2 separate regions of the Homo sapiens genome follow, and region 2 is linked to region 1. A link is a loop called in an ENCODE intact Hi-C map of the cell type or tissue named here. Cell type or tissue: lower leg skin. All regions are shown on one strand. Links, peaks and the distances in the headings refer to the core of each region. The heading gives the core; the rest is flanking DNA. Region 1 has its middle 48 kb from the start of MAP4. Region 2 has its middle 57 kb from the start of CDC25A.

Region 1 (16,389 bases), core at 5,413-10,412:
TCATGAATTTATAATTTATTTTTTTGGGACAGAGTCTCACTCTGTTGCCCAGGCTGGAGTGCAGTGGCGCCTTCTTGGCTCACTGCAGCCTCTGCTTCCTGGGTTCAAGTGATTCTCCTGTCTCACCCTCCCAAGTAGCTGGGACTACAGGCACACGCTGCCACACCCAGGTAATTTTTGTAGAGACGCAGTTTTGCCATGTTGGCCAGGCTGGTCTTGTGAATGCCTGACCTCAAGTGATCCGCCCACCTCGGCCTCCCAAAGTGCTGGGATTACAGGCATGAGCCAGCGTGCCTGGCCAAATTTATTATTAGTAGTAGTAGTAGTATTTTTGAGATGGAGTTTCCATCCCAGGCTGGAGTGAAGTGACATGATCTTGGCTCACTGCAACTTCCGCCTCCTGGGTTCAAGTGATTCTCCTGCATCAGCCTCCCGAGTAGCTGGGATTATAGGCGCATGTCACCATGCCTGGCTAATGTTTATGTTTTTAGTAGCCAGGCTGGTCTCGAACTCCTGACCTCAAGCGATCCACCTGCCTGGGCCTCCCAAAATGCTAGGGTTACAGACGTGAGCCACTGCTCCTGGCCTCATTAATTTATTTATTTTTATTTTTTATTTTTTTGAGACCAAGTCTAACTCTGTTGCCTAGGCTGGAGTGAAGTGGCGCGATCTTGGCTCGCTGCAACCTCTGCCTCCTGGGTTCAAGCAATTCTCCTGCTTTAGCCTCCCGAGTATCTGGGACTACAGGTACGCACCACCACACCCTGCTAATGGGGTTTCACCACATTAGCCCAGCCAGTCTCGAGCTCCTGACCTCTAGTGATCTACCTGCCTTGGCCTCCCAAAGTGCTGGAGTTACAGGTGTGAGCGACTGCACCCGGCTACTTTTTTCATGAATTTAGAAGTATTTATCGTAATGATTGGCTATGTTCATTGTTAATTCTGTGTTCAGATTTTTTCTCTTTTCTTTTTTTCTTGAGATGGGTCTCAGTCCATTGCCCAGGCTCTGGAGTGTGGTTTGGCATCATGGCTCATTGCAGCCTTGACCTTCTGGTTTCAGGTGATCCTCCCAACTTCAGCCTTATGGGTATCTGGGACTGCAGGCGTGTGCCACCACACCTGGCTGATTTTTTTTGGTATTTTTTTTGTAGAGACAGGGTTTCACTATGTTGCCCAGGCTGGTCTCGAACTCCTGAGCTCGAGCGATCTGCCCATCTTGGCCTCCCAGAGTTCTGGGATTACAGCTGTGAGCCACCGTGCCTGGCCCTCAGATTTCTTCTTGAGTAAACTCAAGCTTACTTATTTTCCTTTCCCTCTTATTCACTAAGTTACAGAGACATGGGGGTAACAAACCATTTGCAGTTAAAGGGCAGTATCTGACCCATTTGTTTGTTATATTTTTGTCTGCCCTTTATTACGAGACATGGAGAAATGCTTTTTAAAAGCACACTGTACTTCAAAAAGGGGTAGTTCCTTTTTACTTCATTTTATTTATTTTTTTGAGACAAGGTCCCACTCTGTCACCCAGGCTGGAGTGCAGTGGTGTGATCACTGCTCCCTGTAGCCTTGACCTCCCAGGCTCCAGTGATCCTCCTGCCTTAGCCTACCAAGTTGATAGGACTACAGGCGCTCACCACCATATGGACCTGGACCTGGCTAAGTTTTTGCTTTTTTTTTTTTTTTTCCTGTAGAGACGAGATCTCACTATGTTGCCCAGGCTGGTCTCTTAACTCCTGGCCTCAAGTGATCCTCCTGTCTCTGCCTCCCAAAGTGCTGGGATTACAGGTGTGAGCCACCACACCTGGCCCACAGTTCCCTTTTAATAAGAAAATACTAAAAATTTTTTTAAAAGAATGTATTGGTGGGTCCACACTTCCAACCTGTTCTACAAAAACACAAAATAGGGCCAGGTACAGTGGTTTACACCTGGAATCCCAGCACTTCGGATACCAAGGATGGGAGGATTGCTTGAGGCCAGGAGTTCAAGACCAGCCTAAGCAGCATAGTGAGACCCCATTTGTACAAAAAGTAAAAAATTAAAAAAAACTCAGAACAGATAAAGAAGATGAAATTACCACAAAGAAAGCAAAAAAGGCCAAGAGTAAAATTAAAATTGAAGAAGATGGAGAAGAAGGAAAAGTAGTAGTGGTAGAAGAAGAGGTCTCTGTGAAGAAGAAGAAGGATAAAAAGAAACCGTGGTTGGGCATGGTGGCTCACACTTGTAATCCCAGCACTTTGGGAGGCTGAGGTGGGAGGATCACTTGAGGCCAGGAGTTCAAAACAAGCCTGGTTAAGTAGCACCTGAGGAGGGAGAAAAAAAAAGAAAAAAGAGACTATCCTGGCCAACATAGCAAGACCCCATCTCTGAAAAAAAAAAAGTTAAAAAAAATTATCTAGCCATGGTGGTGTCTGTAGTCCCAGCTACTCAGCAGGCTAAGGCAGGAGGCTTACTTGAGCCCAGGAGTTTGAGGTTACAGTGAGCTATGATCGTGCCACTACATTCTAGCCTGGGTAATGGAGTGAGACCCTGTCTCAGAAAAAAAATTTTTTTTCACTAATATTGCTAGTTTAATAGGTTAAAAAAAGGGATAATCTCACACTTTTAATCACATCTGATTTTCTTAAAACAATAACATCAGTATTGCATGGTCATATATCTGATAATTAAAGGTAAGTTTGGGTCACCGATAATGAGGTTCTCTGATATAGCCAGTTGCTTTAGTACTCAACCAATTTAGTATGTTCCATTTTAGCAAGTTCTCTTGGGCTGAGTATATTTTAAGAGTGTCAGTGGCTACCCAGACAGTTGTTCTTTATCAAGCTAAAATAAGATAACAATAATAGGGACAAAAAAATGTTTGAAAGATATTCTGAATAACTTTGTGTGCTCAGTATAGCTGAGACTTGCTGAGATGCTTCAGAGGCAAACCAGTCAGCCTATTTCATCAGCCAGAGGTGGGGTGCCTTTCAACAGTGTGTTGTCTAAAAGTCTAAGGTAGACTTGCCCAAATTAACAAACTTTGCAATTATCAGTGACAGGCAACTATAGTATGGCAGTAATAGCACTGGACTGAGTGTCAAAAGACCAAGGTTCAGGTTTCATCTGTACCACATAATAACTGTGAGGTCTGGGGCAGATCAGTCTATCTGTTTCCTTATTTATAAAATCAAGGTTGTGAGAATTAAGGGCTTCGTGACTGGGATGGGTGACCTTCAGAATGCTAGTAAGACACTGTCTAGTGATACAAATCAGAAAATAATTTTTGTGTATATGGAATTGGTGAAGCATTGATGTTTTCAATGGAAATTACATTCCCTGTAAGTTTCATTGGGTTATATAGATGGCAAATTGGCTGTGAAATATGAAACTCATGGACTTACTGGAACCACTTTGAGTCCCAGAATAATTCTGCCTTCTCCTAAGGTCATTTACTAAGTTGTAGCTGAGTCAGAATTTGAACTTTAATCTCTAGCATTCTTTCTACTGTGTTCAATTTAATACCACGGATATTTATATACCTTCTAGGTGCATACACTGTGGTAAGTGCTGTAGGTGATTTTTTAAAAAGTAAAATAGAAGAAACAATACACACTGACTTTAAAACACTGACTTTATTATTAAAAGTGTCATGATACACACTGTAAATGCTATACATATTGTGCATAGGTATGAATGACTAAGTGGATTTAAATGAATGTCTTAGGAGCCTGGCATGGTGAACTGTACCCATAGTCCCAGCTTCTTTGAGACGGACGCTCTGTTGCCCAGGCTGGAGTGCAGTGGTGCGATCTTGGCTCACTGCAACCTCCACTTCCTGGGTTCAAGCGATTCTCCTGCCTCTGCCTTCCGAGTAGCTGGGATTACAGGCGCCTGCCACCACACCTGGCTAATTTTTTGTATTTTTAGTAGAGATGGGATTTCACCGTGTTGGCCGGGCTGGTCTGGAACTCCTCGTGATCCGCCCGCCTTGGCCTCCCTAAGGGCTGGGATTACAGGCGTGAGCCACCACACCTGGCCAGTCCCAGCTTCTTGAGAAGCAGAGGCGGGAGAATCACTTGAGCCTTGGAGTTCAAGTACAACCTGGACAACATAGTGAGATCCTACCTCTAAAATATAAATAAATAAAATAAATGCCTTAAGGAGATCATGGTGCTTTGTTGAATTGACTCACAGCCAAGGATTCAGTTAATTTTCATTAGTTTTTAATTAGTAGAGCTGGATGTTTATTACTTAAATATTCCTTTTTTTTTTTTTTTTTTTGAGACAGAATCTTGCTCTGTTACCCAGGTTGGAGTGCAGTGGCACGATCTTGGCTCATTGCAGCCTCTGCCTCCTGGGCTCAAATGATCTTCCCACCTCAGCCTCCTGAGTAGCTGGGATTACAGGTGTGTGGCACCATGCCTGGCTAATTTTTGTATTTTTTGTATAGATGGGGTTTCACCATGTTGTCCAGGCTAGTCTTGAACTCCTGAGCTCAAGTGATCTGCCTACCTCAGCCTCCCAAAGTGCTGGGATTACAGGTATGAGCCATCACACCTGGTCCTTAAATATTATTTAAAATAGTTTTTAAAAAAATGCTTCTCTGGGCCAGTTGCAGTGGCTCACGCCTGTAATCCCAGCACTTTGGGAGGCCAAGGCAGGTGGATTGCTTGAGGCCAGGAGTTCAAAACCAGCCTTGCCAACAGGGCAAAACCCCATCTCTACTAAAAATACAGAAATCAGCCGGCCATGGTGGTGCATGCCTATAATCCCAGCTACTCGGGAGGCTAAGGCAGGAGAATCGCTTGAACCCAGGAAGCAGAGGTTGCAGTGAGCCGAGATTGTGCCACCGCACTCCAGCCTGGGTGGCAGAGTGAGACTCTGTCTGGGGATTTAAAAAAAAAAAAAAAAAAGGTTTCTCTTGTTAACTTTGAGACAGTAACGGGGAGGTGGTATTATTCAGGTAGTCAGAAGCATAAATGCCCAGACCGCCTCTATATTTTTAAACCTAAGAAAGTGAAACCCCTGTCTCTACAAAACATGTAAAAATTAGCTGTGCACTGTGGCTTGTGCCTGTAGTCCTAGCTACTCTGGGAGGCTCAGGTGGTAGAATTACATGAGCCCAGCAGATAGAGGCTGCAGTAAGCCATGATTGCACCACTGCAATCCAGCTTGGCGCAATCACGCCAAAAAAAATTTAAAAATATAAATGAAAATACAGGGGAACATAATATTCCAGACCTTTAGTATTGTGTTGAGGTTTTTTTTTCCCCTCTACTGTAAAATGAGAGTGTTCAGTTTTAAGAGGCACATTTTCGGAGCATGGATAGAGTCTTTCCAGGAGAAAACAGTCTGTCTGGTGATGGAGTAATTAAAATGATTTGAGACATTATTTAAGGAATTAGAGGCTGGGCGCGGTGGCTCACGCTTGTGATCTCAGCACTTTGGGAGGCTAAGGTGGGCGGATTACCAGGTCAGAAGATCGAGACCATCCTGGCTAGCATGGTGAAACCCCATCTCTACTGAAAATACAAAAAATTAGCCGGGCGTGGTGATGGGCGCTTGTGGTCCCAGCTGCTCAGGAGGCTGAGGCAGGAGAATGGTGTGAACCTGGGAGGCGGAGCTTGCAGTGAGCCGAGATCGTACCACTGCTCTCCAGCCTGGGCGACAGAGCGAGACTCCGTCTCAAAAAAAAAAAAAAAAAAAAAAAAAAAAAAAAAAAAGGAATTAGAGATGTTTCATTTAGAGAATAAAGAGGTGGGGACAGCTATTTTCAAATACAGTTGTCCCTCGGTATTCATGGGAGATTGGTTCTCAGACCTCCTGCAGATAAGAAAATCTGAGGATGATAAGGTCCCATATATAAAATGATGTACCTCTGCATGTCCTGCGATATACTTGGCGCACGCCTGTAATCCCAGCTACTTAGGAGGTTCAGGCACGAGAATCACTTGAACCCGGGTAGCAGAGGTTGCAGTGAGCGGAGATTGCGCCTCTGCACTCCAGCCTGGGAGGCAGAGTGAAACTGTGTCTCAAAAAATAAAATAAAATAAAAAATATATATATGTGATGGCTGAATCCAAGGATGTGGAACCTGTGGCTTTGGAGGGCTAACTATATATCAAAGATCTGGCAAGTGGAATAGGCATTAGATTTAGTATTTTGTTGCTTTGACAAAAGAACAAGGACCATCAAGTAGAAGTTAAAGAGAAAAATGGAATGTAACTTTCTTATAAGATAGTGAGTTTCCTCATGTTAAAGTAAGATACTGAGTTTAACTTATGTTAAAACAGAGCCAGGGTATTTAGAGATACTGGGGAGGAAGTTAAGTTGAATGACCTTTAATGTTTTTGTAAATAAATGGTTCTTAATTTCATGAGTATATATCCCCTTGAGAATCTAACCAACAGCAAAGACCCTGTCCCCAGAAAACTTCTACGGATATACTATATAGGTATATATTTTCTTTCATCCTTGAAAACTACTTTTTTGGGGGGCATAGTATTGTATGTTTGTTTGTATGTTTATTAGTATTGCATTTTATTTTCTTTCAGTTTATTGAATTTATCGTTTCTTTTTTTGTTGTTTTTGTAGAGATGGGGTCTTACTATGTTGCCCATGCTTGTCTCAAACTCCTGGACTCAAGCAATCCTCCCACCTCAGCCTTCCAAAGTGCTGGAATTACAGGTGTGAGCCACCCTGTCCAGCCTTGAACTTATCATTCCATTATCTTCTGGCTTACATTGTTGCTTGAGAAGTTAGCCTTGGTGTTAATATCTGTCAGGTACTCTGTGGCATCACTAGTTTTTTATTTCCTCAAACTGCATGACTTGACAGTCATTGGCTTATCCAGATTATAAGAAACTAAGATGCCAGTGCATACAGGGATTCCTCGTGGCTATGATTTCTCAGGAATTTTTTATTCTTTTGATTTGCTCAACACCAAGGCAGGCTTCTATATAGTCCGCTAGGGATAGTGAAAAATTTGGGGCTTGGTTTAGATTGGAGAGGTATATGGTGGGGTGTCTTATAAGGCTTAACTTTGGGAGGGCCCAGGGCCTTGATTTCTGTCCCCCTTGCCTTGTGTGGCCTTTGAATTGAAAGCTTTGGATTAGGCCTTCATAGATTTTAGTGTGCATACAAATCACATGATCTTTTTATAAGGCAGATTCTGATTCTGAAGGTTTAGTGTGGGACCCAAGATTTTGCATTTCTGATCTATAAGGTGATGCTAATCCTGTTGGTCTACAGATGACACTTTAAGTTGTAAGGAGTTAGATTGCTATGTTTGAGATGTGAGTGGTATTAGTAATGTTAGTCATGGTTATGAGGTGGTACAGTAGTATATAAAGAATGAAGATCATTCCATTGTGCAGAGGTTCTTTTTTAAAATTAATAGACTTTTCTTTTTTTTAAGAGACAGTGTCTTGCTTTGTTACCCAAGTTGGAGTGCAGTGGCACGATCATAACTCACTGCAGCCTGGAACTTCTGGGTTCAAGCAGTCCTCCTGCCTCAGCCTCCACAGTAGATGGGACTACACGTGCACACTACCAAGGCTGGCAATTTTTTTTCTTTTTTTGTAGAGATGGGTACTTTCTATATAGTGGAGCTGAAAATTTTTCATTGCCTAGTGATGTAATGCTTGGCATAACACCTTAGTTTTTCTGTTTTTAGATATGTTTAGATACACAGATGCTTACCATTGTGTTACAACTGCCTGCAGTATTCAGTAGTTACATGCTGTACAGGTTTGTAGCCTAGGAGCAACAGATTATACCATATAGCCTAGATGTGTAGCAGGCTGTACCATCTAGGTTTGTTTAGTACACTCTATGACAGTTGCACAATGATGAAGTCACCTAACACATTTCTTAGAATGTATTCCCATTGTTAAGTGATGCATGACTGTCTAATTGTAACCACCCAACGGGGTCACCTTGCCCGCTGGCTCAACAGAACCTATTTATCAAGATGGGAATTACAGTAGAGAAAGAGTAATTCAAGCAGAACTGACTGTGTGGGAGACCAGAGTTTTATTATTACTTAAATCAGTCTGTCCGAGAATTTGTGAATTGGAGTTTTAAAGGATAATTTTGTGGGTAGGGGACCAGTGAGTCAGGAGTTCTGATTGATTGGGTTGGAGATGAAATCATAGGTAGTTGAAGCTGTCCTCTTGTGCTGAGTCAGTTCCTGGGTGGGGGCCACAAGACAAGATAGGCCAGTTTATATCAGTCTGGGTGGTGCCAGCTAATCCATTGAATATAGGGTCTGCAAAATATCTCAAACACGATCTTGGGTTTTACAATAATGATGTTATCCCCAGGAGTAATTTAGGGAGGTTTAGAATCTTGCAGCCTCTAGCTGCATGACTCCTAAACCATGATTTCTAATCTTGTTAGAATTTGTTAGTCCTGCAAAGGCAGTCTAGTCCCCAGCCAGGAAGGGGGTTTGTTCTGGGAAAACTAACCTAAACTGTAAACTAAGTTCCTCCCAAACAAAGTTAGTTTGGGCTAAGTCTAGGAATGAACAAGGACAGCTGGGAGGTTAGAAGCAGGATGGAGTTGGTTAGATCAGATCTCTTTCACTGTAATAATTGTCTCAGTTATAATTTTTGCAAAGATGGTTTCATAATAATATGTATATGGAATAGTTTCACTGCCCTAAAAATCCCCTGTACTCCACCTATTTATCCCTACTTCTTCCCCTTAACTACTGTAACCACTAATATCTTTCTGTCTTCATAGTTTTGCCTTTTTCACAATGTCGTATAGTTAGAATTATACAGTATATAGCCTTTCAGATTGGCTTTTTTTTCACCTAGCAATATGCATTTGAGGTTTCTCAATGTCTTTTTGTGGCTTGATGGCTCATTTCTTTTTATTGCTGAATAGTATTCCATTGTCTGGGTACACTACAATTTGCTTATCCATTCACCTATTAAAGGCATCCTAGTTGGTTCCAAGTTTTGGCAATTGTGAATAAAGCTACTATAAATGTCCACATGTAGGTTTTTGTGTTGACATGAGTTTTCATCTTTGGGTAAATATCAAGGAGTGCAATTGCTGGATTGTGTGGTGAGAGAGTATGTTTAGTATTGTAAGAACCTCCCAAACTGGGTATAACTTTTTTTTTTTTTTTTTAAGACACAGGTCTCGCTATGTTGTTCAGGCTAGACTCATCTCCTGGGCTCAAGCAATCCTCTTGGCTTAGCGTCCTGAGTAGCTGGGACTATAGGTGATTCCAGCTCACCTTGCTGGCTGTACCATTTTGCATTTCCACTAGCAATGAATGAGATTTCCTATTGTTTGACATCCTTGTCAGCACTTGGTGTTGTGCTTTGGATTTTGGCCATTCTGATACGGACACGGTGGCATCTCATTGTTGTCTTTTTTTTTTTTAATGAATTTGAAGTCTTTTTTTCTTATTAATAATTTCTTTTAACCACGGTTGTCAGAATTATTGTTGTCTTAATTGGCAATTCTCTGATGACATATGTTATTGAACATCTTTTCGTTCATATGCTTATTTGCCATTCGTATATCGTTGGTGAAGTGTCTGTTCAGATCTTTTGCCTATTTTTAAAATGGGGTTGTTCATTTTCTTTCTTTTTTTTTTTTTTGAGACAGAGTTTCACTCTTGTTGCCTAGGCTGGAGTGCAATGGCACGATCTTGGCTCACAACAACCTCCCGCCTCCCAGGTTCAAGTGATTCTCCTTCCTCAGCCTCCCGAGTAGCTGGGATTACAGGCATGTGCCACCACGCCTGGCTAATTTTTTGTATTTTTAGTAGAGATGGGGTTTCTTCATGTTGGTCAGGCTGGTCTCGAACTCCCAACCTCAGGTGATCTGCCCGCCTCAGCCTCCCAAAGTGCTGGGATTACAGGCGTGAACCACCACGCCCAGCCACATTGTTCATTTTCTTTTTTTTAATTTATTTTTAATTTTTTAAATTTTTTTATTTTTTAAACATTATTTTATTTTTAATTGACAGATAACAATTGTACATAGTCATGGGGTACATAGTGATGTTTTTTTTTTTTTTTTTTTTTTTATTGATCATTCTTGGGTGTTTCTCGCAGAAGGGGATTTGGCAGGGTCATAGGACAATAGTGGAGGGAAGGTCAGCAGATAAACAAGTGAACAAAGGTCTCTGGTTTTCCTAGGCAGAGGACCCTGCGGCCTTCCGCAGTGTTTGTGTCCCTGGGTACTTGAGATTAGGGAGTGGTGATGACTCTTAAGGAGCATGCTGCCTTCAAGCATCTGTTTAACAAAGCACATCTTGCTCCGCCCTTAATCCATTTAACCCTGAGTGGACACAGCACATGTTTCAGAGAGCACCGGGTTGGGGGTAAGGTCATAGATCAACAGCATCCCAAGGCAGAAGAATTTTTCTTAGTACAGAACAAAATGGAGTCTCCTATGCCCACTTCTCTCCACACAGACACAGCAACAATCTGATTTCTCCATCTTCTCCCCACATTTCCCCCCTTTCTACTCGACAAAACCGCCATCCTCATCATGGCCCGTTCCCAGTGAGCTGTTGGGTACACCTCCCAGACGGGGTGGCGGTCAGGCAGAGGGGCTCCTCACTTCCCAGAAGGGGCGGCTGGGCAGAGGTGCCCCCCACCTCCCGGACGGGGTGGCGGCCGGGCGGAGGCGCCCCCCACCTCCCGGACGGGGTGGCTGGCCGGGCGGGGGCTGCCCCCCACCTCCCTCCCGGATGGGGCGGCTGGCCGGGTGGGGGCTGCCCCCCACCTCCCTCCCGGACGGGGCGGCTGGCCGGGCGGGGGCTGCCCCCCACCTCCCGGACTGGGCGGCTGCCGGGTGGAGACGCTCCTCACTTCCCAGACGGGGCGGCTGCCGGGCAGAGGGGCTCCTCACATCCCAGACGATGGGCGGCCAGGCAGAGACGCTCCTCACTTCCCAGACGGGGTGGCGGCCGGGCAGAGGCTGCAATCTTGGCACTTTGGGAGGCCAAGGCAGGCGGCTGGGAGGTGGAGGTTGTAGCTAGCTGAGATCACGCCACTGCACTCCAGCCTGGGCAACATTGAGCACTGAGTGAACGAGACTCCATCTGCAATCCCGGCACCTCAGGAGGCCTAGGCTGGCAGATCACTCGCAGTTAGGAGCTGGAGACCAGCCCGGCCAACAGGCGAAACCCCGTCTCCACCAAAAAAATACGAAAACCGGTCAGGCGTGGCGGCGCGTGCCTGCAATCGCAGGCACTCGGCAGGCTGAGGGAGGAGAATCAGGCAGGGAGGTTGCAGTGAGCAGAGATGGCAGCAGTACAGTCCAGCTTCGGCTCGGCATCAGAGGGAGACCGTGGAAAGAGAGGGAGAGGGAGAGGGGGAGGGGGAGGGGGAGGTGTTCATTTTCATATTAAATTTTAAGAGCTCTTTGGGTCCAGGCGCGGTGGCTCACGCCTGTAATCCCAGCACTTTGGAAGGCCGAGGTGGGTGGATTACGAGGTCAGGAGATTGAAACCATCCTGGCTAATGTGGTAAAACCCCATCTCTACTAAAAATACAAAAAAATTAGCCGGGCGTGGTGGCGGGTACCTGTAGTCCCAGCTACTTGGGAGGCTGAGGCAGGAGAATGGCGTGTACTTGGGAGACGGAGCTTGCAGTGAGCCGAGATCGCACCACTGTCCTCCAGCCTGGGCGACAGTGAGACTCCGTCTCAAAAATAAAAAAAGTTATTTGTATATTTTGTTTCGTTTTTAATTTTTTATTTATTTTGAGATTGGGTTGTAAGACTGGCTACATTTTTTTTGTATTATTATTATTTTTTTTTTTGTAGAGACAGGGTTTCGACACGTTGCCCAGGCTGGTCTTGAACTCCTGGGCTCCTGTGATCCATCTCCCTCGGCCTCCCAAAGTGCTGGGATTATAGGCGTGAGCCACTGCGCCTGGCCTCTGTATATTTTGGATACCAGTTCTTTGTCAGAGATGTGTTTTGCAAATATTTTCTCCCAATCTGTTGAGTTTCTATTCTCTTAGCAGTGTATTTTGCAGATCAGAATTTTTAACTTCAGTAAAGTCCAGCTTATCAGTTTTTTCTTTCCTACATCATGTTTTTGGGGTTGTATCTAAGAAGTCATTGCCAAACCCTAGGTCACCTAGATTTTCTTCTATGTTATCCTCTAGGAGTTTTATAGTTTCGTATCTTACATTTAGGTCTATAATCCATTTTTTTTTAATGATCCATCAATCTTTTAATCTTCCACAGTTTTGGTGGGTTCTCTTGGACTTTATTCTGTAGCAGTTCATGACCATGTACCATTTACAGGCATGAGTGATAAACTTCATAGTGGCTGAGAAAGATCAACAGAATGAGTTGCCTTGTCCAAAGGAAATATGTCAGTGACATATGAGTGACTGAGTTTTTACTAATTGAGATTACATCCAGGTACCTTTTGGTGATGAAACTGTTTATTGTTTGTTGCAGAGTTCTACTGCAGACTAACAATTCCTGAACCCATTTAATAACCCATGTATATTAAATGTGATATGATTGGGATTTTAAAGGCCAGAGGTTTAAGAGAGAGATGTTCAAAAGTTTTTTTTTTTTTTTGAGACAGAGTCTCACTCTGTGGCCCAGGCCAGAGTGCAGTGGCACAATCTCAGCCCACTGCATCCTCCAGGTTCAAGCAATTCTCCTGCCTCAGCCTCCTGAGTTGCTGGGATTACAGGTGTGTACCACCAAGCCGGCTAATTTTTTGTATTTTAGTAGAGATGGGGTTTCACCATGTTGCCCCCAGGGTGGTCTCGAACTCCCGAGCTCAGGCAATCCGCCTGCCTCAGCATCCCAAAGTGCTAGGATTACAGGCGTGAGCCACCCGCTTCAGCCTCCCAAAATGCTAGGATTACAGGTGTGAGCCACTGCACCCAGCCCAAAAGTTGTTGAATTCTCAAATAATTAAGATTTCATGTGTTCATATGGACCATAAAGGATCAAAATAAGTATGGCTTGCCATTATTGTAATGTTGCTATCCTGAGTAGGTCTTTTTTTTTTTTTTTTTTTTTTTTTTGAGATGGAGTCTTGCTCTGTTGCCCAAGCTGGAGTGCAGTGGCACGATCTCGGCTCACTGTAACCTCCACCTCCCAGGCTCAAGTGATTCTCATGCCTCAGCCTCCCAGGTAGCTGGGACTACAGGCGCACGCCACCATGCCTGGCTAATTTTTTGTATTTTAGTAGAAACGGGGTTTCACCATGTTGCCCAGGGTGGTCTCGAACCACTGAGCTCAGGCAATCTCCCCACCTTGGCCTCCCAAAGTGTTGGGATTAAGGTGTGAGCCACTGTGCCTGGCCCTGATTGGGTTTTTATCATTATCTGTTCAGTTCATGTAGTTTTGGCTGTTAATTCTGTACTTGAATTATTCAATCACAAAGTGTTTTTACTGACTGCTGACTCTACTTTCACTTTCATTACTTAATGATGAAGGCTGTTTAAAATAATGTTGTAATGCCGGGCACGGTGGCTCACACCTGTAATCTCAGCACTTTGGGAGGCCAAGGAGGGCAGATCACCTGAGGTCAGGAGTTCAAGAGCAGCCTGGCCCACATGATGAAACCCATCTCTACTAAAAATACAAAAATTAGCCGGGCGTGGTGGTGCACGCCTGTAATCTCAGCTACTCGGAGGCTGAGGCAGGGAGAATCACTTGAACCCAGGAGGTGGAGGTTGCAGTGAGCCGAGATAGTGCCATTGCACTCCAGCCTGGGCGACAGAGCAAGACCTCATCTCAAAAATAAATAAAATAAAATAAAATAATATTGTATCTAGATTTTCAAATCAGGTGTTTATGCAGGAAAAGACAATTGTTTTATTGGTTTTAGAAAACCAACAAACCAAAGCAACAATAAAGATTCCTGTATACATTTTTTTCTTTAATTAATGAATTACTTGGGTCATTCTGGTAAAATAAGATGCTTTCTTGTTACCGAATGCCAGTTTTATCAGATGAAAAGGACTGTGTTCATAGATGATGGAGATAATCACCAGTTCTGATAGTTACTCTAAAAGATAAGACATAATCCTGTTCAGCCAGACCTAGTGAAAATCAGAAATACCGATGAAACTTGGACACGTAGAGTAAGATTTTTGGCTTAAAACACCTTTGCAAGTGGGTGGGTATGTGTAGTATTTATGTGTGCTACTTGGTTTCTAAAGACTCCCTACTATATGCTAATTTTTAAATTATGTACATGGTACTTTTTAAGCCTCGCAGGCTGGCCAGCCGGCCTACTGGCCTCCCTCCCTCTCTCCGTACAATAAATTAGCCAAAATAATGAGGTAATATCTAAGTCATTGTAGTCTAGGACTGAGTCATTTTTCTCTTTGAAAAAATTCCAGAATACTTTATATTTTCTTGAAGGTAACTTTTTTGCACTTGTTTTAAGGTATTGTTACTTTATTTACAGCCAACGAAATGGAACTGTTAGGTTTGTAAGCATCTTATATTTTTGAAGTGCTGATTGTATGTTCAATCTAATTCAATAAATATTTATTGTCTAATATGTTCTAGGCTTTGGTGTAGGTGCTTGGGATATAAGGATATGTAACTCATAGTTCAGCCTTAAGTCTAAATATTTAGTATATTTGTGTTTTTTAATTTAGTTTTTAAACACAGTTTTTTAAAATAATTTTGAGATAATTATAGATTTACATTCAATTGTAAGAAACAATAATACAGAGATATCCCTTGTACACTTTACCCAGTTTCCCCTGGTGGAAATTTCTTGCAGAATCATGGTACAATATCACAACCAGGGTATTGACATTGAAACAGTTAACAGTAAAGTGGTACAGCCACTCTGAAAAATAGTTCGGCAGTTTGCCTAGGAGTACAGTTGCTAGGCCATATGGTAGTCGCATGCTTACTTTTTTTTTTTTTTCTTTTTTTTCTTTTTTATTTATTTATTTATTTATTTTTTTATTGATAATTCTTGGGTGTTTCTCACAGAGGGGGATTTGGCAGGGTCATGGGACAATAGTGGAGGGAAGGTCAGCAGATAAACAAGTGAACAAAGGTCTCTGGTTTTCCTAGGCAGAGGACCCTGCGGCCTTCCGCAGTGTTTGTGTCCCTGGTTACTTGAGATTAGGGATTGGTGATGACTCTTAACGAGCATGCTGCCTTCAAGCATCTGTTTAACAAAGCACATCTTGCACCGCCCTTAATCCATTTAACTCTGAGTGGACACAGCACATGTTTCAGAGAGCACAGGGTTGGGGGTAAGGTCACAGATCAACAGGATCCCAAGGCAGAGGAATTTTTCTTAGTGCAGAACAAAATGAAAAGTCTCCCATGTCTACTTCCTTCCACACAGACACGGCAACCATCCGATCTCTCAATCTTTTCCCCACCTTTCCCGCCTTTCTATTCCACAAAGCCGCCATTGTCATCCTGGCCCGTTCTCAATGAGCTAGTGGGCACACCTCCCAGACGGGGTGGTGGCCGGGCAGAGGGGCTCCTCACTTCCCAGTAGGGGCGGCCGGGCAGAGGCGCCCCTCACCTCCCGGACGGGGCGGCTGGCCGGGCAGGGGGGCTGACCCCCCCCACCTCCCTCCCGGACGGGGCGGCTGGCCGGGCGGGGGGCTGAACCCCCCACCTCCCTCCCGGACGGGGCGGCTGGCCGGGCAGAGGCGCCCCTCACCTCCCGGACGGGGTGGCTGGCCGGGCAGGGGGGCTGACCCCCCCCCCACCTCCCTCCCGGACGGGTCGGCTGGCCGGGCGGGGGGCTGACCCCCCCACCTCCCTCCCGGACGGGGCGGCTGGCCGGGCAGAGGGGCTCCTCACTTCCCAGTAGGGGCGGCCGGGCAGAGGCGCCCCTCACCTCCCAGACGGGGCGGCTGGCCGGGCGGAGGGCTGACCCCCCCACCTCCCTCCCAGACAGGGCGGCTGGCCGGGCGGGGGGCTGACCCCCCCACCTCCCTCCCGGATGGGGCGGCTGGCGGGGCTGAGGGGCTCCTCACTTCCCAGTAGGGGCGGCCGGGCAGAGGCGCCCCTCACCTCCCAGACGGGGCGGCTGGCCGGGGGGAGGGCTGACCCCCCCCACCTCCCTCCCGGACGGGGCGGCTGGCCAGGCGGGGGGCTGACCCCCCCACCTCCCTCCCGGACGGGGCGGCTGGCCGGGTGGGGGGGCTGACCCCCCCATCTCCCTCCCGGACGGGGTGGCTGGCCGGGCTGAGGGGCTCCTCACTTCCCAGTAGGGGCGGCCGGGCAGAGGCGCCCCTCACCTCCCGGACGGGGCGGCTGGCCGGGCGGGGGGCTGACCCCCCCACCTCCCTCCCGGACGGCACGGCTGGCCAGGCGGGGGGCTGACCCCCCCACCTCCCTCCCGGACGGCATGGCTGGCGGGGCGGGGGGGCTGACCCCCCACCTCCCTCCCGGATGGGGCGGCTGGC
Region 2 (16,389 bases), core at 7,174-12,173, 66 kb before region 1:
GGTCAGGAGATCGAGACCATCCTGGCTAACACGGTGAAACCCTGGCTTTACTAAAAATACAAAAAATTAGCCGGGCGTGGTGGCAGCCACCTGTAGTCCCAGCTACTCAGGAGGCTGAGGCAGGAGAATGGCGTGAACCCGGGAGGCGGAGCTTGCAGTGAGCCGAGACCACACCACTGTGCTCCAGCCTGGGTGACAGAGCGAGACTCCGTCTCAAAAAAAAAAAAAAAAGGAGACAGTGGGTCTCAACCACGGATGACCTCCACCTCCTTGGTTCAAGTGATTCTCCTGCCTCAGTCTCCCAAGTAGCTGGGATTACTGGCACGCGCCACCATGCCCAGCTAATTTTTGTATTTTTAGTAGAGATGGGGGTTTCACCATGTTGGTCAGGCTGGTCTTGAACTCCTGACCTCGTGATCCGTCCGCCTCAGCCTCCCAAAGTGCTGGGATTACAGGCGTGAGCCACCGCGCCTGGCCAGAGATGTAGTCTTGCTGTGCTGCCCAGGCTGATCTTGAACTTCTGGCCTCAAGCAATCCTCCTACCTCTGCCTCCCAGTGAGTTGAGATTATAGGTGTGAACCACCAAGCCCGGCCTATATATTTTTTTATTATTATTATTTTTGAGATGGAGTCTTGCGCTATTGACTGGGCTGGAGTGCAATGGTGTGATCTCGGCTCACTCCTGCCTCCACCTCCCGGGTTCAAGCGATTCTCCTGCCTCAGCCTCCTGAGTAGCTGGAATTACGGACACCTGCCACCACACCCAGCTAATTTTTTTGTGTTTTTAGTACAGACGGGGTTTCACTATATTGGCCAGGCTGGTCTCGAACTCCTGGCCTCGTGATCCGCCCTCTTTGGCCTCCCGAAGTGCTGGATTACAGGCATGAGCCACCGCGCCCAGCCATGATTATTTTAGATTATATTTTAATCCATAATTTCTCTCATTTTTTTCCCGACATCTCTGGCTCTTTCTGTTCTCTGTAGAGTTGACCTTAGAAAAACTGAGGTTGGCAGAGGAGTTGAGCATTTGTCAGGGTATCAGAGTGTCACAGTTCAGCTGGGCCCTGTTTGTTGGAAGGCTCAACATCATGTTTGATGACCCCTCCTCAAGTTGGTGGCCAAGAAGGAGCCACATTTTGCTCCTAAGTATTGTGATTCCCAGTGAATCCTGCCCACACACCTAGGCGTGGCATGGCCCAGAGGCTGCGTGTCTCCATGCCTGTGCAGATCAAGGCTATCTGGCCAGGTCCAGCTCAAAGGCCTTCTTGGCCAATAATCTCTCGGAGCAGCTTTGGCCAATGGAAGTCTCCCTCTGACAGAGTCTCCCTCTGTCGCCTAGGCTGGAGTGCAGTGGCACCATCTTGGCTCACGGCAAGCTCCGCCTCCTGGGTTCACGCCTCTCCTGCCTCAGCCTCCTGAGTAGCTGGGACTACAGGTGTCCACGATCACACCCGGCTAATTTTTTGTATTTCTGGTAGAGACAGCGTTTGATCTTGTTCGCCAGGATGGTCTCAATCTCCTGACCTCGTGATCCACCCGCCTCGGCCTCCCAAAGTGCTGGTATTACAGGCGTGAGCCACCATGCCCGGTCTGGCCATCGGAAGTCTTGAACCTGGCTCTAAGCCTCCACAGGGGTGTTGAGACCCTGCTGGGAAGATTCCTTAATGTAGCTTTTTGTTTGTTTGTTTGTTTGTTTGTTTTTCTCTCTTTTTTTTTTGAGACGGAGTCTCCTTCTGTTCCCCAGGCTGGAGTGCAGTGGCACAATCTCGGCTCACCACAACCTCTGCTTCCCGGGTTCAAGTGATTCTCCTGCCTCAGCCTCCCAAGTAGCTGGGACTACAGGCGTGCTCCACCATGCCCGGCTAATTTTTGTATTTTTAGTAGAGATGGGGTTTCACTATATTGGCCAGGCTGGTCTTGAACTCCTGACCATGTGATCCGCCCTCACAAAGTGCTGGGATGACAGGCATGAGCTACCGCGCCCGGCCTCCTTAATCAAGCTTTCAATTAGAGCTAAATGTGTATAGATCTCCTCACCCACCCAGATTCAGGCCAGGACACAGCCTGGTATTCTCTTTGGCCTTGCAGAGCCTTTGAACACTCTTTTTAGCTGGAGACTCTCCCACTCTGAGTCCTGCCTCCCCTAAACAGAAGCCAGACCTCCACTTTCCCAGCCTCTGTATAGCTGGGGTAGCAGCTGTGCCCTAAGCCCTGCGCCATTGTTGGAGCTAAGAACCCAGACGGACATTGGCGTCATTCAGTTGCTATACCTTGTTCTGGGCAGGCTCCTAGAACATGGAGCTGTCAGAACTGCCTCTGCCTCCCAGAATCCCAGAAAGAAAGATGGCAGCCACAAAAACAAGTACTTCTTATAGGGCATCAAGGAAAAGGCTACAATGAGGGGAGGTGTCCAGTGTTCGGGAAACATCAGTTGTGGAGACTTGCAGGGAGGGGCCCCGTCTTACTCATTTATTAATTATCCCGTCCGTCTGGCAATGAGGTGTCCCATTAAATGAACTGAATTTAACATCAGGAGACTTGAATTTGAGTCTGGTTGTGCAACTTTTTAGTTGGTACCTTGGGTGAATCACCACATCCCAAAGTCTCTGTTTTGTATTATATATATAACACCTGTAGCCTTTCCTATGCTGAGGACTACAGGTACACACCAGCATGCTCAGCTACCTAAAAAAATTATATATCTGGGGCTGGGCACGGTCCCTCATGCCTGTAATCCCAGCACTTTGGGAGGCCAAGGCAGGTGGATCACGCGGTCAGGAGATTGAGACGATCCTGGTCAACATGGTGAAACCCTGTCTCTACCAAAAATACAAAAATTAAGCGGGCGTGGTGGCAGGCGTCTGTAGTCCCAACTACTCGGGAGGCTGAGGCAGGAGAATGGCCTGAACCTGGGAGATGGAGGTTGCAGTGAGCCAAGATCACGCCACAGCACTCCAGCCTGGCAACGGAGCGAGACTCTGTCTCAAAAAAAAAAAAAATATGTATATATATATATATATATGAGATAGATATATAACTATATGATAGATATATAAATATATATATGATAGACATATAAATATATATAAATATAGATACCTATTATAGATATCTATTTTTTTTTTGAGAGGAAGTTTCACTCTTGTCTCCCAGGCTGGAGTGTGGTGGCACAATCTTGGCCCACTGCAGCCTCTACCTCCCAGGTTCAAGCAGTTCTCCTGCCTCAGCCTCCCAAGTAGCTGGGATTACAGGTGCCCGCCACCATGCCTGGCTAATTTTTGTATTTTTAGTAGAGACGGTGTTTCTCTATTTCACCATTTTGGCCAGGCTGGTCTCTAACTCCTGGCCTCATGTGATCCACCTGCCTCAGCCTCCCAAAGTGTTGGTATTATGGGCATGAGCCACTGTTCCCGGCCATAAATTTTTACTTTTATTTTTTTCTAGTGCATTTCACAGTTTGTGGCACACTGTTGGCACTTTAAGTTTCTGTTGAATGGATGAATGAACAAACCAATGAATGAAAGAATGAATAGTAGACACTCAGGAAATGTTTTATGAAAAATAAAACGTGTACCAGGTGTGGTGGCTCATGCCTGTAATCCCAGCACTTTGGGAGGCCAAGGCAGGCAGATCACCTGAGGTCAGGAGTTTGAGACCAGCCTGGTCAACATAGTGAAACCTCGTCTCTACTAAAAATACAAAAATTAGCAGGATGTGGTGGTGCATGCCTGTAATCTCAGCTACTCAGGAAGCCGAGGCAGGAGAATCGCTTGAATCCAGGAGACAGAGGTTGCAGTGAGTCAAGATCACACCACTGCATTCCAGCCTGGGGTACAGAGCAAGACTCCATCTGAAAAAAAAAAGAAAAGAAAAGAAAATAGAAAAAAAAAAAAAAGAGCCTGAGGTCCCTGCTGCCCCAGGAACACAACCAGATATTTGGATTCTGAAGCCAGAACCTCCTCCACCAAATGGCATGGGCTATGATTTAAGCCCAGAAACTGCCTGGACATGGGAGAGGGTCATTGAAGCTGGAGAGAGAAACTGGCTCCTGGCTTGGAGCAAAGGGTTATGGATAGGCAGCCTTTGCTCTATGGACTCTTTCAGGCCCTTGCAAATGACTGTGTATTTAGAGAGAATACAGCTTTGACTGCCTTGCCATGTGGCAGATGAAAGGGCTCAGAAGGGGAACAAGAACAATACTTTCCCAGACAGCAGCTAGGATGTGCCTGAGATATGAGAAGCAGAGTCTAGGCGTTTTAGACACGAAGTCTGCCAAGCCAGGGGAGCAAAAGAGCAGCAAAGAATCGGGTGGTTTGTGGTAGAAGGCTAGTGCTGGGTCCTGAGTTTGCTACGGACTAGCTGTACACACAGAGAGGACACTAGTTTTGGACCAGACAGTGCCTCCTCCATGAGAACATCCCAGGCCTAGTGATGCTCAGGATTGATGAAAAGCCCCAGGATTTTCAAGAGATCTGGGTCAATCCTGTTTTCATTCTCTTCCCTACTGGCTGCTTTGAGAAGTTTAATTTAACTGAGGGCAAAATCCTCTAATCGCCTGCTCTAAATCAAGGCATAACATTTGGGGTAATGTAGGGGAGGGAAATGACAATGGGTGAGGTGAGGCTATGGGATGGCAGGGCCTGTGAGAGGTCTGAGTTTGATCTCAACTGGTGAGCTGCTGGTGGGAGGCTGGGGGCTCCTGTTAGTCTTTTGGAATTATCTCTTGTCTCATACCTCCAACAGAGTGGGCTGCACTCACTGCAGAGTGGGAAGGGGTGGGTTGGTAAATTAGGATTTACTCTTTTTTTTTATTTGAGACAGTCTCACTCTGTCACCCAGGCTAGAGTGTAGCGGCAGGATCTCGGCTCACTGCAACCTCTGCCTCCCAGATTCAAGCAATTATCTGCCTCAGCCTCCCAAGTAGCTGGGACTACAGGGGCCGCCACCACACCTGGCTAATTTTTGTATTTTTAGTAGAGACGGAGTTTCACCATCTTGGCCAGGCTGGTCTTGAACTCCTGACCTTATGATCCACCGGCCTTGGCCTCCCAAAGTGCTGGGATTACAGGCATGAGCCACCATGCCTGGCCAGGATTTACTCTTAAAAATAGCACTTAAAGAGGCTGGGCACAGTGGCTCATGCCTGTAATCCCAGCACTTTGGGAGGCCGAGGCGGGTGGATCACCTGAGGTCAGTAGTTTGAGACCAGCCTGCCCAACATGGAGAAACACTGTCTCTACTAAAACTACAAAATTAGCTGGGCATGGTGGCACATGCCTGTAATCCCAGCTACTCAGGAGGCTGAGGCAGGAGAGTTGCTTGAACCCCAGAGGCGGAGGTTGTAGTGAGCCAAGATTGCACCATTCCACTCCAGCCTGGGCAACAAGAGCAAAACTCCTTCTCAAAAAACAAAACAAAACAAAAAAACATTTAAAGGCTGGGTGCAGTGGCTCACGCCTGTAATACCAGCACTTTGGGAGGCCAAGGTGGGCGCATCACTTGAGGTCAGGAGTCCGAGACCAGCCTGGCCAATATGGTGAAACCCTGCCTCTACTAAAAATGCAAAGAATTAGCCAGCCGTAGTGGTGTGCACCTGTGGTCCCAGCTACTTGGGAGGCTGAGGCAGGAGAATTGCTTGAACCTGGAGGTGGAGGTTGCAGTGAGCTGAGATCACACCACTGCACTCCAACCTGGGCAACAAGAGCAAAACTATGTCTCAAAATAATAATAATAGTAATAATAATAATAGGCCGGGCACGGTGGCTCATGCCTGTAATCCTAGCACTTTGGGAGGCCGAGGCAGGCGGATTGCTTGAGCTCAGGAGTTCAAGACCAGCCAGGGCAACACAGTGAAACCCTCCCTCTACTAAAATGCAAAACATCAGCTGGGCATGGTGGTGTGTGCCTGTAGTCCCAGCTACTCCAGAGGCTGAGGCAGGAGAATCACTTGAACCCGAGAGGCAGAGGTTGCAGTGAGCTGAGATTATGCCATTGCACTCCAGCCTGGGCAACAGAGCAAGACTCCATCTCAAAAATAAAAAATAGGCCAGGCACAGTGGCTCACGCCTGTAATCCCAGCACTTTGGGAGGCTGAGGCAGGCAGATCACCTGAGGGAGTTTGAGACCAGCCTGACCAACATGGAGAAACCTCGTCTCTATTAAAAATACAAAATTAGGCCGGGTGCGGTGGCTCACGCCTGTAATCCCAGCTACTTGGGAGGCTGAGGCAGGAGAATTGCTTGAACCCGGGAGGCAGAGGTTGCAGTGAGCCAAGATCTCGCCATTGCACTCCAGCCTGAGCAACAAGAGCGAAACTCCGTCTCAAGGAAAAAAAAAAATACAAAATTAGCCAGGCATGTTGGTGCATGCCTGTAATCCCAGCTACTCAGGAGGCTGAGGCAGGAGAATCCCTTGAACCCAGGGGGCAGAAGTTGCGGTTATCCGAGATCATGCCATTGCACTCCAGCCTGGGTAACAAGAGTGAAACTCCATCTCAAAAAAATAAAATAAAATAAAAAAGCACAATGCTCCCACAAAAGCTTGTACATGAATGGTCGTAGCAGCTTTACTCATAAAACTAGAAACAGGCCGGGTACGGTGGCTCACACCTGTAATCCCAGTACTTTGGGAGGCTGAGGTGGGCAGATCGCTTGAGCCCAGGAGTTTAAGACAAGCCTGGGCAACATGAGGAAACCCTGTCTTTACTAAAAATACAAAAATTAGCTGGGCATGTGGCATGTGCTATAGTCCCAGCTACGTGGGAGGCTGAGGCAGGAGGGTCACTTGAGCCTGGGAGACAGAGGCTACAGTGAGCTGAGATCATGCCACTGCCCTCCAGCCTGAGTGACAAAGAGAGTCTCTGCCTCAAAATAAAATAAAATAAAAAGGCCAGGCGTGGTGGCTCATGCCTGTAATCCCAGCACTTTGGGAGGCCGAGGTGGGCAGATCACGAGGTCAGGAGTTAATAGTGAAACCCCATCTCCACTAAAAACAAAATACAAAAATTAGCCAGGCGTGGTGGCGCGTGCTTGTAACCCCAGCTACTATGGAGGCTGAGGCAGGAGAATTGCTTGAACCCAGGAGGCGGAGGTTGCTGTGAGCCGAGATTGCACCACTGCACTCCAGCCTGGGCGACACAGCGAGACTCCGTCTCAAAAAAAAAAAAAAACTGGGGAAAAATACCCTGGAAACAGCTCAAATGTCACTGGTGAGTGAATAAACTGTGGTACATCCATGCAATGGGAAGTTACTCAGCAGTAGAAAGGAGTGAGCTACTGATGACATACTGATACTGATGCATGGATGAACCTCTCTGAAAAATGCCAGACACAACAGCCCACACCTTGTATGAGTCCATATATGTGACATTCCTAGAAATGGTGAAACATAGAGCCAGAATGCAGAATAGGGGTTGCCTGCAGTTTGGAGTGGACATGAGAGTTGACTGCAAATGGGCCAGAGGGAAGTTTTTAGGATAATGGGAATGTTCTAAAACTGGATTTTGGTGATGGTTATACAACCCTCTACATTTACTAAAACTCATTAAACTGTACATTGAAAATGGGTGAATTTTATGGTACGTAAATTATATATCAATAAAGCTATTAAGAAAAACTACCGACCGGGGGCAGTGGCTCATGCTTGTAATCCCAACACTTTGGGAGGCCAAGCCAGGTGGATCACAAGGTCAAGAGATCGAGACCATCCTGGCCAACATGGTAAAACCCCATCTCTACTAAAAATACAAAAATTAGCTGGGCGTGGTGGCACATGCCTGTAGTCCCAGCTACTCGGGAGGCTGAGGCAGGAGAATCGCTTGAACCAGGGAGGAAGAGGTTGTAGTGAGCCGAGATCATGCCATTGCACTCTAGCCTGGCGACAGAGCAAGACTGTTTTAAAACAAAAAACAAAACAAAAAAAAAACAAAGACAAACACAAAAAACAACACCTGCACTTTGGGAGGCTGAGGAGAGCGGATTGCCTGAGGTCAGGAGTTCTAGACCAGTCTGAACAACATAGTGAAACCCTGCCTGTACTAAAAATACAAAATTAGCTGGGTGTGGTGGCACACGTCTGTAATTCCAGCTACTCGGGAGGCTGAGACAGGAGAATTACTTGAAACCAGGAGGCAGAGGTTGCAGTGAGCCAAGATCGTGCCATTGCACTCCAGCCTGGGCAACAAGAGTGAAACTCCTTCTCAAAAAAACAAAAAACTGGCTGGGCGCAGTGGCTCATGCCTGTAATCCCAGCACTTTGGGAGGCCGAGGCAGGTGGATCACCTGAGGTCAGGTGTTCGAGACCAGCCTCAACGTGGAGAAACCCCGTCTCTACTACAAATACAAAATTAGCCGGGCGTGGTGGTGCATGCCTGTAATCCCAGCTACTTGGGAGGCTGAGGCAGGAGAAGTGCTTGAACCTGGGAGGCAGAGGTTGCGGTGAGCCAAGATCATGCCATTGCACTCCAGCCTAGGCAACAAGAGTGAAACTCCGTCTCAAAAAAAAAAAACAAAAAACTACCTGGGGCCGGCGCAATGCCTCACACCTGTAATCCCTACACTTTGGGAGGCCAAGGCAGAGGGATCACTTGAGGTCAGGAGTTTCTAAGGCAATGGTTCTCAAAGTGTGGCTCCTGGAGCAGCCGCAGCAGCAGGCCCGGGAGCCTGTTAGAAATGCAAACCTCAGGATCTGAATCGGAGGCTTTGGTGGTGGTGAGGCCCCGCGATCTGCGCTTTAATAACCCTCCAGTGGTTCTGAAGTCTGAGAATCCTGGTGTAATGGAAAGGTGAAGGAGAGCGGAAGGTCATCTCAGGTGCACCTACTGTGCATAGCCACCTGACATGCCCCAAGTCGAATCACCTTCACAGCAACCCAATGAGTCCATATTATAGGCCCCATTCTATAGACAAGGAAACTAAGGCTCCAGGAGACTGGGAGACTTGCCAGTTACTAAGGAGGCAGAGCTGGAATCAAACCGCCACGTTTCTGATTCAAAACCTGTCCCCTCTACTATCCCAGAGGGTCTTGTGAACGTGAGCAAGTGAAACTCAAAGTGCCTGGAAGTCCAGGGAGGGGACAGGAGAATGAGAATAAATACAGCTCCTTCAGGTTCTATCTTGGAACAAAGTGTGGGTATAAAGAAATAAACACTCACCGTGGCCCAGTGTTTTCCTCAAGGCTGAGCAGTGGCCCTTGTTTAAGGCTATATTGTTTATTCCTGGGGGATGAGGGGGTGGGGTAATTAGAACTAGCTGCTTGGACAGAAGCCCAGAAGGTCCCAGCTCAGTTCCTTGGGAGCCTGGAATGTGAAGGGTTGGGGACACAGCAAGGAACTCAGAGATCCTGGCCAGAGAGCATAAGGGCTGCTGGAGCCCTGGGAGGGTGGGCCTGTGGTTTATACATGCACGGATGACATAATGTCTGCCTGGCCTGCCCCTCCCACTCCAAGTGGCCCTGCCCTGGCTTTGCCCTGGCGTTCAGGGGTGGGCTTCATCCCAGAGCTACTCAGGAAACTGAGGCCAATCAGCTGGGGCCTCCCTGCGTAAGCCCAGGGCTGCCAGAATCTTGGACCGCCCACGGCCACGCACATGGGGTCACTTCCTTTCATCATTCAGCACTAGCTGCTGCTGTCTGTTGGCCTTGTGTGGACTTTCCAGCAGTTCCCATCGCCTGCTTTTCCCACCACGATCATCTCATTGTTCACTGTCAGACTTGGCCAAACACAGAGACTCTTTTAACCCAACTATTCAGAATGTGCAGAGAAGGGAAGGGATTTACCCTAGGAGAAGGGCAGGGGCAAAACCAGAATCTAGAAGCCCCAGCCAAGTTGCTATTTAATAATAATTTTCCCTATCATTCACGTAGTTTCATCCTTGTTATCTTCCTTGACCCTCTCAGTAACTTTGTGGACGGAGGGTTTATGACTGTTTTATTTATAGATGAGCAACTTGGGGTTTATAGAGCTTAACCAACTTGCTCAAGATCACCCATTAGTAAGTGACAAAGCCAGTGCTTACAACCAGATGCCCTGGCCTCAAATTACTTGCTCAGGCTTCATTCCTGATGATATGAACAACAGCCACAGTGGCCAGGAGTCCAGGAGGAGCCTTAGAGGAATCATGTTAGGTGCAGCCCCCTTGGATTCTATCTTGGAAGAAAGTGTGGGCATTTCTCTTGTTCATTGGCTGAACAAGGTCCTCTCCAATGACTTTCCCATCTAAATTGGGCAAGCTAGTCCCCAGCTTGAGCAAGTGACCTGAGCGAGAATGGATTCTTCCTGCTGAGAACAGGGCTAGGTGATTGTGTGTGACCTGCCTCCAAGGGCCATGCTCCGCCTCTCAGCAATCTGTTCTGTCCACTATTTTCTTTTCCATGTTTCTTTGCGTATTGTAGGTGACAAAACCCACAGTCTGTCATGGCCAACTTATGTCCCCCTCCAATAGAACTAAAATATGATGATGATGATCGATCCTGATTCCACTTATCAAGGGCACATTGGGTTCTGGTACCATCATACATCACCTGAAGGCCTTGCAGCTCATCAGTGAAGGAACCATGACTGGAACCCAGTACAGCATGACTTTGGGTAATACTTTTTTTTTTTTTGAGAAGGAGTCTCATTTTGTCATCCAGGTTGGAGTGCAGTGGCACGATCTCAGCTCACTGCAACCTCTGCCTCCGGGGTTCAAGCCATTCTCCTGCCTCAGCCTCCCAAGTAGCTCAGATTACAGGCATCTGCCACCACGCCTGGCTAATTTTTGTATTTTTAGTAGAGTCGGGGTTTCACCATGTTGGCCGGCCTGGTCTCGAACTCCTGACCTCAGGTGATCTGCCTGCCTTGGCCTCCCAAAGTGCTAGGATTACAGGCATGAGCCACTGCGCCCAGCCTTCTGTCTCCTATTTCTAAGGAAGGTCGCTGAGCACAAATATGGGTCTTGGGTATGGGCAGGTATATAACCTGGCTGCTGCATGGTGCCTTGTGGCTTCTCAGCCAAGTTCTCTGAGCCAGGAACTTCCATATATAAACCAGTTAAACATACCCCTGGGCAGGGTTTTTCTCACCTGGGTGCCCCAGAGAGAGAAATCAGGCTGCACACCCCTCTGCTGATTGCTTGGGATTCCCCACTGACATCAGTGCTGATCTCTGGGCAGGTTCTGGGGTGGTGATGCATGCCAGGAGAAATGCTTGGAGGTGGCTTTCACCCAGATTGTTTGGACAGGGAGGGGAGTAGCCTGTTGTAATGCAGAAGGTAGATGTGTGCTCCTAGCTATGGTCTCATGTGCCCTGAGTTCGTCTCTTCTTTTTTTCTTTTTTTCTTTTTTTTGAGACAGAGTCACACAGGCTAGAGTGCAGTGGCGGGATCTCGGCTCACTGCAACCTCCACCTCCCAGGTTCAAGTCATTCTCCTGCCTCAGCCTCCCAAGTAGCTGGGATTACAGGCATGCGCCACCAAGCCCAGGTAAGTTTTGTATTTTCAGTAGACACTGGGTTTCACTACACTGGCCAGGCTGTTCTCAAACTCCTGGCCTCAGGTGATCTGCCTGCCTCAGCCTCCCAAAGTGGTGAGAGTACAGGCACGAGCCACCGCACCCAGCCCTGAGCTCATCTCTTCTGACCCACTTGCCCCTTGTGCTGGACGTTCCAGGCCAAGAAAGGGTGCTGACCAAAGGCCATAGGCCTTCTCTCTCCCTTTTTTTTTTTTTGAGATGAGGTCTTGCTATGATTTTTTGTTTGTTTGTTTTTTTGTTTTTTTGAGATGGAGTTTCACTCTTGTTGCCCACGCTGGAGTGCAATGGCGCAATCTTGGCTCACTGCAACCTCCACCTCCCAGGTTCAAGCGATTCTCCTGCCTCAGCCTCCTGAGCAGCTGGGATTACAGGTGCCCACCACCAAGTCTGGCTAATTTTTGTATTTTTAGTAGAGATGGGGTTTCACATGTTGGCCAGGCTGGTCTTGAATTCTTGAGCTCAGGTGATCCGCCCACCTCAGTCTCCCAAAGTATTAGGATTATAGGCGTGAGCCACCATGCCCGGCCAAGGGGTCTTGCTATGTTGCCCAGGCTGGTCCTGAACTCCTGGATTCATGGAATTGGCCTGCCTCAGCCCCCCAAAGTGCTGGGATTACAGGTGTGAGCCACTGTTCCAGGCCTACTTATCTTTTTTTTTTTTTTGAGACAGGGTCTTGCTCTATCACCCAGTCTGGAGTGCAGTGGTACAATCATGGCTCCCTGTAGCCTCGAACTCCTGGTCTCAAGTGATCCTCCTGCCTCAGCCTCCCCAGTAGCTGGGGCTACATGTGCATGCCACCAATCCTGGCTAATTAAAAAAAAAATTTTTGTTTCCTTAAAGATGGGACCTCGTTTGGTCTCAAACTCCTGGCCTTCAGTGATCTTCCCATCTGTGCCTCCCATAGCGCTGGGATTACAGGTGTGAGCCACCATGCCCAGCCTACCAAAATTTTAGAGAAGTGAACAAAAAGTATTGAGAGGGCTTAATGCTTGCATTTAAACGCTAACACTGAGGGACTCCAGAAAGACAAGCTGGCACTTCAAAAAGTGCCACTCTTTACTTCTTTGAAACCCTACCCCCTACTGAGTCTTAGACAGGATGAGGTCTGTTGGGTAATGTGATTTGATTCATTTACTTAGCACACGTGTGGGTCTCTCTTATGATGAGCATCAGGTACAGGGTTACTAATATTATTTGCTTTGCTTAATAAAGGAATAATTTATATACAGTGAAAGGTAATATGTATACAACTCAATTAATTTTAACTACATATATATTAATTTTTTTTTTTTTGAGATGGAGTCTCACTGTATCACCCAGGCTGGAGTGCAGTGGTGCGATCTCAGCTCACTGCAACCTCCACCTCCCAGGTTTAAGCGGTTTTCCTGCCTCAGCCTCCCAAGTAGGTGGGATTACAGGCATGCACTACCAATCCTGGCTAATTTTTGTATTTTTAGTAGAGACGGGGTTTCACCATGTTGGCCAGCCTGGTCTCAAACTCCTGACCTCAGGTGATCCTCCCACCTCAGCCCCCCAAAGTGCTAGGATTATAGGCGTGAGCCACCTTGCCCAGCCTTAACTACATATACATTAATTTTAACCACTACACTCTGTAGGTGTTTACACCGTAGACATTAGTGCCAATTGCCTGGGATTTCCCACTGACATCATTGCTGTTCTCTGGTTCTGGGGAGATGTGTAGTACCTAGATAAAGAAAGTTCAATGGCCAGGTGCATGGTGGCAAACACCTGTAATCCCAGCTACTTGGGAGGCTGAGGCAGAAGAATCGCTTGAACCAAGGACGCGGAGGTTGCAGTGAGCCAAGATCGCACCATTGCACTCCCACCTGGGCAACAAGAGTGAAAGTCCATTTAAAAAAAAAAAAAAGGGTCGGGCGCAGTGGCTCACACCTGTAATGCCAGCACTTTGGGAGGCCAAGGCAGGCGGATCACCTGAGGTCGGGAGTTTGAGACCAACCTGACCAACATGGAGAAATCCTGTTTTTACTAAAATACAAAAAATCAGCTGGGCGTGGTGGTGTGCACCTGTAATCCCAGCTACTCAGGAGGCTGAGGCAGGACAATTGCTTGAACCTGGGAGGCTGAGGTTGTGGTGAGCCGAATCGCACCATTGCACTCCAGCCTGGGCAACGAGAGCGAAACTCCATCTCAAAAAAAAAAAAAAAAGAAGAAGCAGAGAGGTAAACAGGCCCATATAGGGTAAGCACATTCAGAGAAGTAGGGGCAGAAAGTGGGAGAAGACCCCAACAATGTTGAAGGACATTTGAATGGGGAAATGAGCAAACAAAGTTTACATGTACAATCTCCAGCGCACTTTAGCCGCCCCACAGAGCTCACAGAGTTCTTGTGGGACAGTCCACACCCATCTGAAAAGCTGTATGCCAACACCAAGTGGCATTAGAAAGGTCTCACCATCTGCAGGGCAGAGACAGTATCTGCTGCTATGGTCAGTGGGGGGTCTCCCCAGGCCTCAGCTCTCCTGCGTGGCTTCTGATGCCTGCTGAGCACCATACCAGGCGCATTTAACCTTCTGTGTATACACCCAGCCCCACACTATGGGCCTAATAAAAGCTCTGAAATAATGCAGCTCAGATGCCACCCCCAGGAGGCCTTCCCTGACTCTCTTGGGGGAAAAGGGCTCATGTCCTCTTGCTATGTGCTTGCCAGACAGTGAGCACCCCCTGCCCTGGTCTGAGCCACTTCAGATTTCTCAACAGCAGGCAGCACTGGGTCTTGCCTTGGTTCTTGGTTTTGCTGCCAGAAGCCCACAGTCCCTTGGATACATGGCACTAGGGCAGGACTGCTGGATCCCCACAGAAAGCTGGATCCCTTGGAGTCCCACTCAGCTGAAGAGCCCCTGAGTTCTGAGCAGATAAACCTTCTTGCCCTCATGGTCTGTGGTGATTTAAAATATGCCTGCAAATTCTCTGCTATTTCCCCTTTCCAAGGTGGAGGCTGATTCCCTTTCCCTTGAAAGTGGGTCAGACTTAAATGACTCGCTTCTAGTGCACAGAATGTAGCAGAAGTGATGCTATAGAAGTGACTTCAAAGGCTTGGCTGTGAAGAGGTTACAGCTCCCTCCTACATCCTGACTCTTGGATCACTCACTACATGCTTCAGCCTCCCATGTAGCTGGGACCGCAGGTGCATGCCTCCATGCCCACCACTCACTCTAGAGGAAGTCAATCTCCACATCATAAGGACCCTGAAGCAGCCCTGTGGAGGAGCCCACCTGGTGAAGAAGCGGGATCTCCTGCCAAAGCCAGCATCAACTTGCCAGCCCTGTGAGTAAGCGACCTTGAAAGGGAATCCCCTGGCCTCAGCCAAGCCCTCAGATGATGCAGCCCTATCCAAATGCGATTGAAATTCTTGAGATTTCAAGCCAGAACCGCCCAGCCAAGCCATTCCCAAATTCCTGATCTGCAGAAACTGTGAGAGATAATCAATGTTTATTGTTGTAGTAAGCCGCGAAGATTTGAGGTAATTTGTTGTGAGGCAATGAATAACTAAGATTTTCCTTCTGCCCATTGTCCCTCTCCAAGCTCCCTACACTCCAGCCAAACTGAACCACTGACCAAAGCAACAAATTTTAGGCCCGGTGCGGTGGCTCATGCCTGTAATCCCAGCACTTTGGGAGGCTGAGGTGGGCAGATTACCTGACGTCAGGGGTTCAAGACCAGTTGGCTAACATGGAGAAACCCCATTTCTACTAAAAATACAAAAAAATAGCTGGGCGTGGTGGCGCATGCCTGTAATCCCAGCTACTCAGGAGGCTGAGGCAGGAGAATCGCTTGAACCCGGGAGGCAGAGGTTGCAGTGAGCCGAGATCATGCCATTGCACCCCAGCTTGGGCAACAAGAGTAAAACTCTGTCTCAGAAAAAAAAAAAAAAAAAAGCAACACATTTTTACTGAGTGCCTTGTGTATGCCAGGCCAGGCCAGGCCAGGCCAGATGCTGGGGAGGTAGTAGTGAGCCAGCTATACCAACATGGCCTCACAAGTTTAAAGAGTCACATAATCAGGCTGGGCACGGTGGCTCACGCCTGTAATCCCAGCACTTTGGGAGGCCGAGGCGGGTGGATCACGAGGTCAGGAGATCGAGACCATCCTGGCTAACACGGTGAAACCCCGTCTCTACTAAAAATATAAAAAATTAGCTGGGCGTAGTGGCAGGCGCCTGTAGTCCCAGCTACTCGGGAGGCTGAGGCAGGAGAATGGTGTGAACCCCGGAGGCGGAGCTTGCAGTGAGCCGAGATTGCGCCACTGCATTCCAGCCTGGGTGACAGAGCCAGACTCCGTCTAAAAAAAAAAAAAAAAAAAAAAAAAAAAGAGTCACATAATCCAAACGTTTGCAGAGCCTACTTTGGCTCACACTGTGCCCTCTAACCAGAAAGCCCATCTCAGCTTGTCCATTAACTTTTTTTTTTTTTTTTGAGACAGAGTCTCACTCTGTTGCCCAGGTTGGAGTATAGTGGTGCTATCTCAGCTCACTGCAACCTCTGTCTCCCAGGTTCAAGTGATTCTTATGCCTCAGCCTCCCAAATAGCTGGGATTACAAGCGTGCACCACCACATCTGGCTAATTTTTGTATTTTTAGTAAAGATGGGGTTTCACCATGTTGGCCAGGTTGGTCTCGAACTCCTGACCTCAGGTGATCTACCCACCTTGGCCTCCCAAAGTGCTGGGATTACAGGCGTGAGCCACTGCACACAGCTATTCCTTACATTTAAAAATTGTCCTTTCTCCTTCAATAGTGAACACAGATGTTGCCTCCTCCATGAAATCTTTTCCGACTGCCCTTTGTAAATTATTTTTCTCATCTCTGAACTTTTATAATGCTTTATCTTAATCTTAGTTGGACCAC

The links. Hi-C counts contacts between places; a loop is a spot of excess contacts. Peaks named below come from ENCODE experiments on the same cell type or tissue, not always from the same donor. Only the 100,000 strongest peaks of a DNase experiment are listed, where the experiment ranks them.
Region 2: it touches region 1 in a loop (2.2-fold over the local background); 1 of 110 quality-filtered maps calls a loop at or near these places.

Annotation. Positions count from the first base shown.
Region 1 is chr3:48,056,137-48,072,525 of GRCh38, reverse strand. It overlaps a transcript of MAP4 not described here. Among named protein-coding and RNA genes, the nearest start is that of MAP4, 48 kb to the right of the region's middle. RefSeq lists a silencer at 6,121-6,321. In lower leg skin, for the core only: no CTCF peak of the experiment used is centred there; no DNase peak of the experiment used is centred there.
Region 2 is chr3:48,123,719-48,140,107 of GRCh38, reverse strand. No RefSeq gene overlaps it. Among named protein-coding and RNA genes, the nearest start is that of CDC25A, 57 kb to the left of the region's middle. In lower leg skin, for the core only: no CTCF peak of the experiment used is centred there; a DNase peak (open chromatin) is centred at 9,461.